Linked DNA regions of Homo sapiens: region 2 is linked to region 1. Evidence: chromatin contacts called from ENCODE Hi-C data. All regions are on one chromosome and are shown on one strand. The core of a region is the stretch at or near the end of the contact, and the rest is flanking DNA. Distances in the headings are between cores, read along the strand shown.

Region 1 (5,792 bases), core at 1,277-3,776:
GTTGAGGCTTGGACCCCAGGGTAACAGTGTTGAGACAGAGTAGGACCTTTAAGAGGCATTTGAGCCATGAGGGACCAGCCCCCCATGAAAAGATTAACGCAGTCACTGAGAGTTCCCAGTCTCTTGAGACTGGATTAGGTACCTTGAGAGCGGGTTGTTAATAAGTAACATTGCCCCTTTAGCCAGTGCGCGCTTCCTCTTCCGATTCTCTGCCACGTTATGATGTAGCACAAAGCCCTCACCAGCAGCCTACCAGATACGGCTGCTGGATCTTGTACTTCCCAGCCTCCAGGAGAGTGGGAAAACAAATTTGTTTTTAAACTACCTAGTCTCAGGTATTTTATTATGGCAGCACAGATGAAGACAAGCCTCTCACATATTGCACAGGATATACTTAAACCACAAAATTATTCTTAATCTGGAATTCAAATTTCAGGCCATCCTGTATTTCATCTGGCAACTGTATCCAAGGACAAACAATAACACGGCCCTTACATGATCCTAATCAGCGTGGCCTCAAAGATTGTGTTTAACCAGAATGATACGCTGAAAAGAGCATTTTAGTGTCATTCTGTATGATAGTGAAAAATTGGAGCTAACCCAAATCCTCAATTACGAGAATAATGGTTAAGTAATTATTGCACATTAATCAGGTAGAATAGTATTTAAAGTAATAAACAGATGCATCTCATACTCATCAGGTTGGCAAATATTTAAATATCTGATACTATCAAGGGTCAGGAGAAGATGAAACAATGGAAATTTACATGCCCTGATTAATCCTAGAGCATGATTTCAAATGTTAATTTGTGTATAAATCACCTGGAAATCTTGGTAAAAATGCAGATTTTAATTAAGTAGGTGGAGCACAAGACTCCCCATTTCTAACACACTCCAGGTGACGTTGGTGTCGCTTGTTGCTGGACCACCATTTGAGTAGTGAGGCCCTAAAGGTCTGGTCTTCAAACTCTTTTGCTTGAGTATATACTAAAATAATAAGGTTTAAATACAAGAACTTAGTATCCCCTTATACATATTTAAGGTGATATTTAACATTTTTCATTACTAGTTTAGGTAGTTGGAAGGATTACTTTCTGGAAACATATTTATGTATTTAAATAAACTTGTAATACACTTTTAAATATACCTAGTAGACTTTGCCCTAGTTTGCCTGCCACTGCTGTGAATAGTTTCTGAGGGGGATCCCAGCAGGATTGATCCCCAATGACGCTTATTTGATATTATACTATGTATATTTTACATGAGCTGCAACCATTGAAGGAAACTGGGCAAAGATACCTGTGTGCTGTCTGCACTGCCCTTGCAAGAGAAACCAGTACCTGAAATATCTGTCAATCTCCAATCAAGACACAAGCATGGTAGAAGGAGTCAAAAGCATTCAACTTGGCACCCAGCAGCAGTTCTCTTTGGCTGAGGGAAGTGGCCACAAGACTCAGCTGGGGGCCATCAGCGGCCTACACACCCAACAACTGGAGAAATGAGTCCTCAGTCCTTAAGGGGAAACCTGGGTGGTACAACATGGCATCCCCTACACCCTGACAACCCCATGGGGTATCTGTGGAAGAGGGGCTGGGGAATGTGGTTAGCTCAGTTCAGCTCAAGAAGGCCACTACTTTGGTTCAGGTGGTGCTCTTTAATTTATAGTAGCTGTAGAAGTTCCTCCATTGCTACGCGTGTACCCCATCAGACTTTAATTGTGAAGCAATGAGTTCTTTAAAAAAGTTCAAAAATATTCTTAACCAAGTGGGATTTATTTCAGAAATGCAAAGAAGATTAGTATTAAGATATTCTTCAATATAACTTGGCATTATTGGCCAAAGATGAATGCCCACACCATTTTTCTTAAAAATTGCCAATTCCCCTTTTATGGTATTTGTATACATTGCACTATTATCACCAAGGTATGAGTGTTTTTTTCACCACTTCTCTCTTTACACCTTAATCTACATTTTCTTCTATCACAAGTGGCGTTTAACTTCTTTTAATATGTTTAAGGGCATTTGTCTTTTTTTTTTTTTTTCACTTATGGGGTCTCGCTGTATTGCCCAGGCTGGAGGGCAGTGGCTATTCACAGGCGCGATCCCGCTACCGATCAGCACAGGAGTTTTGCCCTGCCCGGTTTCCGAGCTGGGCCAGTTCCCCACTCCTTGGGGAACCTGGTGGTCCCTGCTCCCGGGAGGTCACCACACCGATGCGGAACACAGATGCGTGTCGCCGCGCAATGGGCACAGCGCATACAGCGCAGAGCTCCCGGGCTCAAGCGCTGCTCCCGCCTCAGCCTCCGGAGTAGCCGGGGCCACAGGCAGGGCATTTGTCATTAATGGGGTCTTTTGAGACCGCGGGTGACAGACAACAGGAGCCAGGCCACGCGCGGCGCCTCTGCGCGAACGCTAGGGAGGACTCAGCGCGCGGCGGCCGGTGACGTCAGGGCAGCGAGAGGTTTCGTCACCGCGGCGCGGGGGCGGGGCCGCCTGTCACGCGGCGCCGGCGGACGCGCGGCGCTGGGCGGAGGCAGCGGCTCGGGGACTGGGCGAGGGCCCTGGGCCTGAGGAGGCGCGGCCGCCACTGCGCCCAGCGCCTGCGCGACGCCTGGCTGCTGGGCCCCGGGGCAGTTCAGCCCGCGCCGCTCCTGCGGGTCGGACTGGGGCTGTGGCGGGAGAGAAGATGCCGCAGCCCGAGTCCCAGAAGGCGGCGATCCTGGGCTGCGGGCAAGGCGGTGAGTACCCTCTAGGCGGCGGCCTCCCGGCGTCCCTCAGCACCTCGAGAGCTGCGGCGGCGGCGGCGCGCGGGGCCTGGGCAGGCTGGGGGCGGCGGCGGGGCAGCGCCTGGCTCCCCGCGGGTCCTGGGCTCCCGCACGCCCCCTGGGCGAGGCTCGTGTCTCCGGGAGACGCCGCTGCCCCCGCGCCTCCCCCAGCGTCTCCTGAGGCTTGTTCGCGGGCGTGGGGGCGAGGACCAGGGCGCTGGCCTCGTTTTCGCGTATTTAGGACGGAGGCACACCTGATCCTGCAGCCTCCCCCAGCATTTCCTAAAATGAAGTCCAGATCAGTATTGTCCACTTTTTAAAATTAAAAGTGCCCAGAAATAGAATAGTTCACACATACACAAAACTAGGGAGAATAGTGTGGAAGGAAATTTAATCTCGGGACCCCAAATCACTAAGCCAAAGTCAAGCTGGGAGCTGCGTCAGGCAAACCTGCCCCTAAGTTTTGTTCCTAAGACAGCTGCAAAGATAAAAAGCCACACAGCTCCCTCACCCTTTGGCCAGGAGGAAATTCGCTGTGGACCTCCACATCTTTACCCTGAAACAGTTGTGTGGAATTGCACCCTGGCAGTGTAAATTGACAGCTTGTCTTCGCAGGTGAGGAACAGGGACAGAACTCAAGTCATCCTTCTGCTCACCTGAGACAGATGCATGTCTGACGGCTTCCTCTGCCCTGTATTTATGTAAAAATGCAGATTCACTGAGCCAGACTAAGGCACAAGTGGCTATTCCTCTGCCTGCCCCATGGCGTAAATTGTGTGTTCAGTAAAAGGCAGAGCAGAGGCTCAAAAGAATGTAGCCGTTTGTCTCTCATCTTACCCATGACCTGGAAGCCGCCACTTTGAGTTGTCCCACCTTTCCTGCCCGAACTAGTCTATACCTGTATTTGATTGAAGACTCATGTTCCCCTACAATGTATAAAACTAGGCTGTGCCCCCACCACCTTGGGTACATGCTCTCAGGATCTCTTGAGGGCAGTGTCATGGGCCATAGACACTCATTTCGCTCAGAATAAATCTCTTTAAAAATTTTTTTATTAGCCGGGTGCGGTGGCTCACGCCTGTAATCCCAGCACTTTGGAAGGCCAAGGCGAGCGGATCACGAGGTCAGGAGATCAAGACCATCCTGGCTAACACGGTGAAATCCCGTCTCTACTAAAAATACAAAAAATAAGCCGGGCGTGGTGGCAGGCGCCTGTAATCCCAGCTACTTGGGAGGCTGAGGCAGGAGAATGGCGTGAATCGAGGAGGCAGAGCTTGCAGTGAGCCGAGATCACGCCACTGCACTCCATCCTGGGTGACAGAGCGAGACTCCATCTCAAAAAAATTTATTTTTAATTTTTGTGGGTACATAGTAGGCATATGTATTTATAGGTACATGAGATATTTGATATGGCATAGAATGCATAATCACATCAGGATAAGCAGGGTATCCATCTTCTCAAGCATTTATCCTTTGTTAGTGCTACAAACAACCTGCAAGGCTCTTGTATTGGTTTGAACCCCGATGACGCACCAACAACCCCCACGACATGAGGCGGTGTGGAGCAACATGCTGTTTTAATAAGCGCCTGGGTGCAGACGGGTTTATGCCTAAATGGCATCAGCCCCAAGTGAGGAATGGGTTTTATAATAGCATCAGCCCCAAGTGAGGAAGGGGTTTTATAGTCCTCTGTAAGCAGGAAGTGTCCCAGTCTGACGTGGCTGCTGCGTAAATGTGTCCGGAATTGGTTCCTTCCAGTGGATTCTTGGTCTCGCTGACTTCAAGAATGAAGCCACGGACTGTCGCGGTGAGTGTTACAGTTCTTAAAGATGGTATGTCGAGAGTTTGTTCCTTCTGATGTTCAGATGTGTCCAGAGTTTCTTCCTTCTGGTGGGTTCGTGGTCTTGCTGACTTCAGGGATGAAGCCGCAGACCTTTGCAGTGAGTGTTACAGCTCTTAAAGGTGGCACGTCTGGAGTTGTTTTTTCCTCCCAGTGGGTTCATGAGCTCACTGACTTCAGGAGTCAACCTGCAGACCTTCGCAGTGAGTGTTACAGGTCTTAAAGGTGGCATGTCGAGAGTTGTTTGTTCCTCGCAGTAGGTTTGTGGTCTCACTGACTTCAGGAGTGAAGCCACAGACCTTCACAGTCAGTGTTACAGCTCATAAAGTTAGTGCAGACCCAAAGAGTGAGCAGCAGCAAGATTTATTGCAAAGAATGAAAGAGCAAAGCTTCCACAGCATGGAAGGGGACCCGAGCAGGTTGCCGCTGCTGGCTCCAGTGGCCTGCTTTTATTCCCTTATTTGGCCCCACCCACATCCTGCTGATTGGTCCATTTTACAGAGAGCTGATTAGTCCATTTTAGAGTGCTGATTGCTCTGTTTTACAGAGTGCTGATTGGTCTGTTTTACAGAGTGCTAATTGGTCGGTTTTTACAGAGTGCTGATTGGTGCGTTTACAAACCTTTAGCTAGACACAGAGCGCTGATTGGTGCATTTACAATCCTTTAGCTAGACAGAAAAGTTCTCCAAGTCTGCTACCCAGTTAGCTAGTCACAGAGCACTGATTGGTGCATTTACAATCCTTTAGCTAGACTGAAAAGTTCTCCAAGTCCCCTACCCGATTAGCTAGACACAGAGCACTGATTGGTGTGTTTACAAACCTTTAGCTAGACACAGAGCCCTGATTGGTGCATTTACAATCCTTTAGACAGAGTAGTTCTCCAAGTCCCCACCCGACCCAGAAGCACAGCCAGCTTCACCTCTCAATCCCCCCCCTCTAAACAGGACACCCCAACTGCTGTTGGGAATTTGGCCAATGACTGCTGTAGCTACTTCCTGCTGGATAGGGGTGAAGAAGGGGCCCTGCAATTGTAGTGTCCTCCAGAGGGGAACTCTTTAGGCCAGTGAAAGGGCCAGCAGGTTGGTCCAGGGGTCCTGGTAGAAGTTTAGTTGAGCTCATTTGGAGTTCCATTTGTAAGACCATCTGTAGCTTGATGGTCTCAATTCTAGAGGAAACAAATTTGAAAAG
Region 2 (5,833 bases), core at 2,905-5,404, 650 kb after region 1:
GCTGTAATCGTGCCACTGCTGTCCAGCCTGGGTGACAGAGTGAGACCCCTTCTCTAAAACATGAAAATAAATATATAAATTTAAAATAAAATCAAGTCAGCCTAGTTGTGATTTTCTCTAGTAATATTCAGCTGAGTGGAAGTAGACAGTTGGTTTTCACCATGCGTAGGTAAATAGCTTAGAGGTGTTAAGAGGCAAGTAATTTGATGGCAATGATAATGGAATAATTATAATGAAGGAACATGGGATTCTATTCTGGGTAAAAGGGAAGCAAAGACAAAAGGTGATAAGCATTATTCTAAAACTCTGTGATTATACAACACCAATTATTATTTTACAAGAAACATTAAATATTTGTCTTATGTAATATTTGCCTCTAGCAAAGACCACCCTGTAGCTTTTCTTTTTAAGAAAATCAACCTTTATTATCAGTAAATATTTACATTTACTATGCAGACACTGTGTTTAGTTCAAAGGATACAAAGAAGTATATGAGCTGTAAGGGAACTGAGAAATCAGTCTACCACCTTCATTTCACAAAAGTACAGCAAAGGTTAAATGACTTATCCAAAATCACAATGCTTGCTCCTGGCAGAACCAAGGTTTCTGAACTTCCAGTCCAATATTCTCTAGATCTCAGCCTCCAAAATACGTCATTAGAAAATTCCTGGAAGAATGTGCAGATATTCACAGGGCTATCCTTGGGTAATGATAATGGGAGTGGAGACATTTCCTACTTTTCACTTCAGTGCTATTGGAATTTTCTGCCATGTACATGAACTGCTTTAATAATAAATATAATGGAGTTAGTTTTTTAAAGAAAAAAAACATGGTATGCTGTGCATAGCAACCAAAACTGGACAGACACTTCCAATTTTTTATTTACCAATTATTTTAAAATTCAAGGCATATTAGCATTCTTGAAAAAATGCAAAGTACACCATTATTTAACAACTGTATTCAAATGAAGCCATTTGGTGGATGATACCAAAATACTGCCCAAATCACTGGATCTTTTCTCACAATCTCAGTGAGATATAAAAGTAAAAATCCTATTGCTACTGTGCAAAGGGAAAAATGGATTGTTCTATTGTAAACTGTAGTCAAATGCTTGTCTTTTTTAAATCAAGGGCACATATGTTTTCCACTCTCCACCTGGCTTACCATAAACTTCATCCCTAGAATCTGCTAAAAAAATATATATTCTTTTTTTTGAGACAGAGTTTTGCTCTGTCACCCAGGCTGGAGTGCAGTGGCGTGATGTCGGCTCACTGAAACCCCCGCCTCCCGGGTTCAAGCAGTTCTCTTCCTTCACCCTCCCAAGTAGCTGGGATTACAGGCGCCCACCACCACACCCAGCTAATTTTTTTTATTTTTAGTAGAGACAGGGTTTCTCTCTAACTCCTGACCTCAGGTGATCTGCCCACCTCAACCTCCCAAAGTGTTGGGATTACGGGCATGAGCCACTGCACCCAGCCTAAAAAAATATTCTTACAACTTTATTTTCTTGAAGACCCCCATATGAAATGTCTTTTCCTTGATACTCACAAGAAAGATTAACTATTTTATTAGGTTCTAATTCTAGTGAATTTTAAAGCAGGCCAGGCGTGGTGGCTCATGCCTGTAATCCCAGCACTTTGGGAGGCTTAGGCAGGCGGATCATGAGGTCAGGAGTTTAAGACCAGCCTGGCCAACATAGTGAAACCCGGTCTCTGCTAAAAAATAAAAATAAAAAATAAATTAGCCGGGCATGGTGGCGTGCACCTGTAGTCCCAGCTACTCGGGAGGCTGAGGCAGGAGAATTGCTGGAACCCGGGAGGCAGAGGTTACAGTGAGCCAAGATCGCGCCACTGCACTCCAGCCTGGGCGACAGAGTGAGACTCTTGTCTCAAAAAAAACCAAAAATTTAAAGTAGTTTATTTCAGTTTCTTGGGTTAGCTTATGGCTTCAGATATATTCCTCAACACAATCCCTCCAAGTAAATTCAAAGTAGATGAATGTGCAAAGAAGCTAGAGTTCAAACAAATTTGGCAGTGGCCACATAGTTCCCAAGACACTTAAAGGGAAAGAGACTGGCTTAACTGGTTTTGTTAATAAAAAGGAAAATAGAGCAGCGCCAATTGCCTAGCTTCCTATTCACCATTCCACCCCACTCCACTCCAGAGTAGTATGAGCTAGGCTTAGGATTGCCACACAGACAAGGCAGGCAAAGGATATGATGTTAAATTCTTTGTTCCATGACTTAACTGTGCTAGACTCTCATTTTTTGGATACAAGGCTTGTTCTGATTGCAAAAATCATCGGACCTTAACCTGGGTTTCAAATAATCATTTAAATATAAGGTTTTGGCCGGGCGCAGTGGCTCACACCTGTAATCCCAGCACTCTGGGAGGCTGAGGCGGATCACCTGAGGTCAGGAGTTCGAAACTAGCCTCGCCAACACGGCGAAACCCTGTCTCTACTAAAAATACAAAAGTTAGCTGGGTGTGGTGGCGTGTGCCTGTAATCCCAGCTACTTGGGAGGCTGAGGCAGGACAATCGCTTGAACCCGGGAGGCGGAAGTTGCAGTGAGCTGAGATGGCACCATTGCACTCCAGCCTGGGCAACAGAGCGAGAGTTCATCTCAAAAAAATATATATTTATATATAAAAAATATGTTTATATGTATTATATACTTTCTATATAATCTATATTATAAATATATTTTTAAATATATATTTATATAATATATTTTTAAATATATATTATATATAAATATATTTTTAAATATATATTATATATAAATATATTTTTAAATATATATATATCTATGGTTTATAACTGTAGCCGTTCTTATACTAAGCAGTGGTTCTACTCTTTAGGAACAGGGATTATCAAACTATGGCCAGCAGGCTAAATCCAAAAAACAAAGCTTTATTGGAACGCTGCCATGTGCCTTTATTTATCTATGACTGCCTTCCCATTAGAACAGCAGAGTTGAGTGGCTGTGACAGAAACGGCATGGCCTGCAAAGCCTAAATATTTACCACATGGCCCTCCACAAAAATGTTTGCTGACTCTTTTGAGATTGCTTCCTCTCTCATCTGCATAAAAGATCCTTCATACCCTGCCCACTGCTCAGCGCTTACTTCCCAACCTATTGTCCCTCACTCCCTTTGTTCCAATTTTACAGAAATACTTGCAGTTATCTAAATTAGCCATGCTCTTGCTTAATTCAGAATCCATGTACTCCCGACTGTCTCCGCTCTGAATGTCATCCTCTCCTTGCCAAACCATTTCAAATGGTCCTTGAAACTTCAGTCATCTCCTCCTGCATCTTCCATGATGCCCGCCCCTCTAATGGACAACAAACTTTTGTGCAATACTGTAATTCTTACAGCAGCCTCCCTTACTAGTTCTTTAATGGCAGAAGTTATGTCTTTTGTTGCTTACTCCTATCCCTTAACACGTAGTTGACACACAGTAAGTGCTGGACACTTGGTTCAATTCTTGAGGGGCATCCACCGGCTTGTGTGGCTCTGGAGCTACCTGGGCTGGAAACGAATACTAGGGGGTGGCGAGGGCCAGCTGCCCTAAGCAGAGACACGTGGGCTACAGGGAGGTGAGGCAACCTCCGCAAACACCACCTGTTCCAGAAAAGCTCCAAATGCTCCAACGGGCGACCCCTCCCCTTTTCTAGCTTTTCTTGCATAGCTTGACATTTCCAACGGTAGTTAATTTGTGAGGGGTTTTTAGACCATAACTCTTGGGAGGAGAGACCTCGTATGTTATATCGATCTGGGCAGGCAGCAAGTCTTCCAAAGAAAGACTTCCTCCACCTCCGCCCGGTCCTCCCACCTCGGAGGACTCCAGGCTGCCCAGGGGCGGACCCCTGGGGCCCAGGTGAGAGGTGGCAGAGGGTGCCAGCATCGCGGGCGTCTAGGCCGAGAGGCCGGTCCCAGCCCGGCCAGGCCGCGCCGCCCCAAGCCTCCCAATCCCCCGGGTTCCCTCGGCTCCCCTCGCCCACCGGCGGCCTTGTTCCCATCTCCCTCACTCCCAACCCGGCGGCTCTCACCTCGGTCCCAGACTCAGCCCTATGGAAGGCACTACACATCGCCCCGAAGGCTCGGCGCAGGAGAGACTCAACTTTCCCGCCACCAACGCCATTCACCAACTGCGCAGACTCTACGGCCAGTCAAACCCGCCCACCCGCGCGCGTGCGCACTGCGCCAGGCCGCGGCCGGGGAGGCGGGAGCATGCGCAATAGGGTGTGCGGGCCTCCCCGCCCCGCCCCCAGTTCCTGTGACGTCAGACTTCCGCGTCCCCCGCGGCGCTCTCCCGCGTCCCCTTGGAGATCGCTCCGGGGTGGCGGGGACAGCTGGTGCTTTTCTTGTCTGTTGTAAACTTTGGTTCGTTATTATTATATTAGGTAAAGCTGGTCTTATGTATTAATTTGTTTAACCATTAAAAATAATTGTATTGCACAAGCAGGCCCCTTTGTCCGTTCTCGGGTTAAAAGCCTCTGGCTGTGTGTGCGATTCATGGTTAATTCTGGAAAAAAAGAGAAAAGTATACTGTATTTAAAAGAATTTTTAAAATATACCGAGCCTGTGGATTTATCAAGTTGCTTTTTGAGGTAGGCAGGAGGATCACTGGAAGTCGGGAGTTCGAGACCAGCCTGGCCAAAATGGTGAAACCCCGTCTACAGTAAAAATACAAAAATTAGCCAGGTGTGGTGGCGCATGCCTGTAATCCCAGCTACTCAGGGAGGCTGAGGCAGGAGAATCGCTTGAACCAGGGAGGCAGAGGTTGCAGTGAGCCGAGATCGCGCCATCACACCTGAGCGGCAGAGCGAGACTCTGTCTCAAAAAAAAAAAAAGACAAAAATTTGGATATAGTAGCATTGGCCATTATTATCAAGATGACAAAATGTTTTCTGGAATGAAAAAGTTTCATGCAAAGATATACTTTTCACCCACCTAGTTTAGTTTTCAAAAACGCTAGGAAAGAGCATATACCAATGAAGTATTTCTCATGGGTAATATTAAAGTTGCTCATTTTGTAAATTGGAATGGTTTTGGTTCCAAGTCACAGAAAACCCAACTCTTACGTCCTGAAACAAATGGGCTTTACCGGGTGACATCACTAGAAGTCCAAAGGTAAGACAGGCTTCAAGGTTAGTTTAATTGAGAGGCTTGATGAGGCAAACAAGTACCTCATTTCTTTTTACCTCAGATTCATGTTTTCTACCTTGGCCTCTTCTCTACGTAGGGCTGCGGGCCCGTATCTGAAACATTAACAACCATCAGGAATGAGGTTGGTCTGGTTAGCTTAGGCCTGAATCGTGTGCCCCACTTACTTTTCTTTTTTTCTTTTTTTTTTTTTTTTTGGAGACGGAGTCTCATTGCACTCTCGCCCAGGCTGGAGTGCAGTGGTACCATCTCGGCTCACTGCAACCTCTGCCTCCCGGGTTCAAGTGATTCTTCTGCCTCAGCCTCCCAAGTATCTGGGACTACAGGCACGTGCCACCACGCCAGGCTAATTTTTGTATTTTTAGTAGAGATGGGGTTTCACCATATTGGCCAGGCTGATCTCGAACTCCTGACCTTGTGATCTGCCTGCCTCGGCCTCCCAAAGTGCTGGGATTACAGGCGTGAGCCACCGCGCCTGGCCCTGTGTGCCCCACTTCTATCCGGAGTAGAGACATATTTTTTCAAAGCACACAGGCCTTGTGGAAAGGTGTGGAGAACAGTAAATGACAACAATAACAACAAATTGTGAATCATTAACAAGAGGAGTGGGAGTGGATGCTTGGGAGGCCACCTCTACCGTCTTTTTTTTTTCTTTTTTCCCT

The links. Hi-C counts contacts between places; a loop is a spot of excess contacts on that map. Pooled maps may share reads with other maps.
Region 2: a loop to region 1 is called in a map of ascending aorta, with 9 times the contacts of the local background. The contact joins the promoter of XRCC2 here to the promoter of GALNT11 in region 1. A Hi-C loop is called at or near these places in 6 of 168 maps with a recorded cell type or tissue (B cell, CD4-positive, alpha-beta T cell, CD8-positive, alpha-beta T cell and 3 more), 6 of 37 single-sample maps with no recorded cell type and 21 of 50 pooled maps.

What each region holds. Positions count from the first base shown.
Region 1 is chr7:152,023,148-152,028,939 of GRCh38, forward strand. It overlaps GALNT11 (polypeptide N-acetylgalactosaminyltransferase 11), which reads left to right and starts at 2,527. Exons shown (of 12, transcript NM_022087.4): 1 at 2,527-2,737. RefSeq lists silencers at 1,217-1,511, 2,362-3,061.
Region 2 is chr7:152,671,987-152,677,819 of GRCh38, forward strand. It overlaps XRCC2 (X-ray repair cross complementing 2), which reads right to left and starts at 4,155. Exons shown (of 3, transcript NM_005431.2): 1 at 4,055-4,155. The coding sequence starts at 4,093. RefSeq lists silencers at 3,542-3,631, 3,932-4,401 and an enhancer at 3,632-4,476.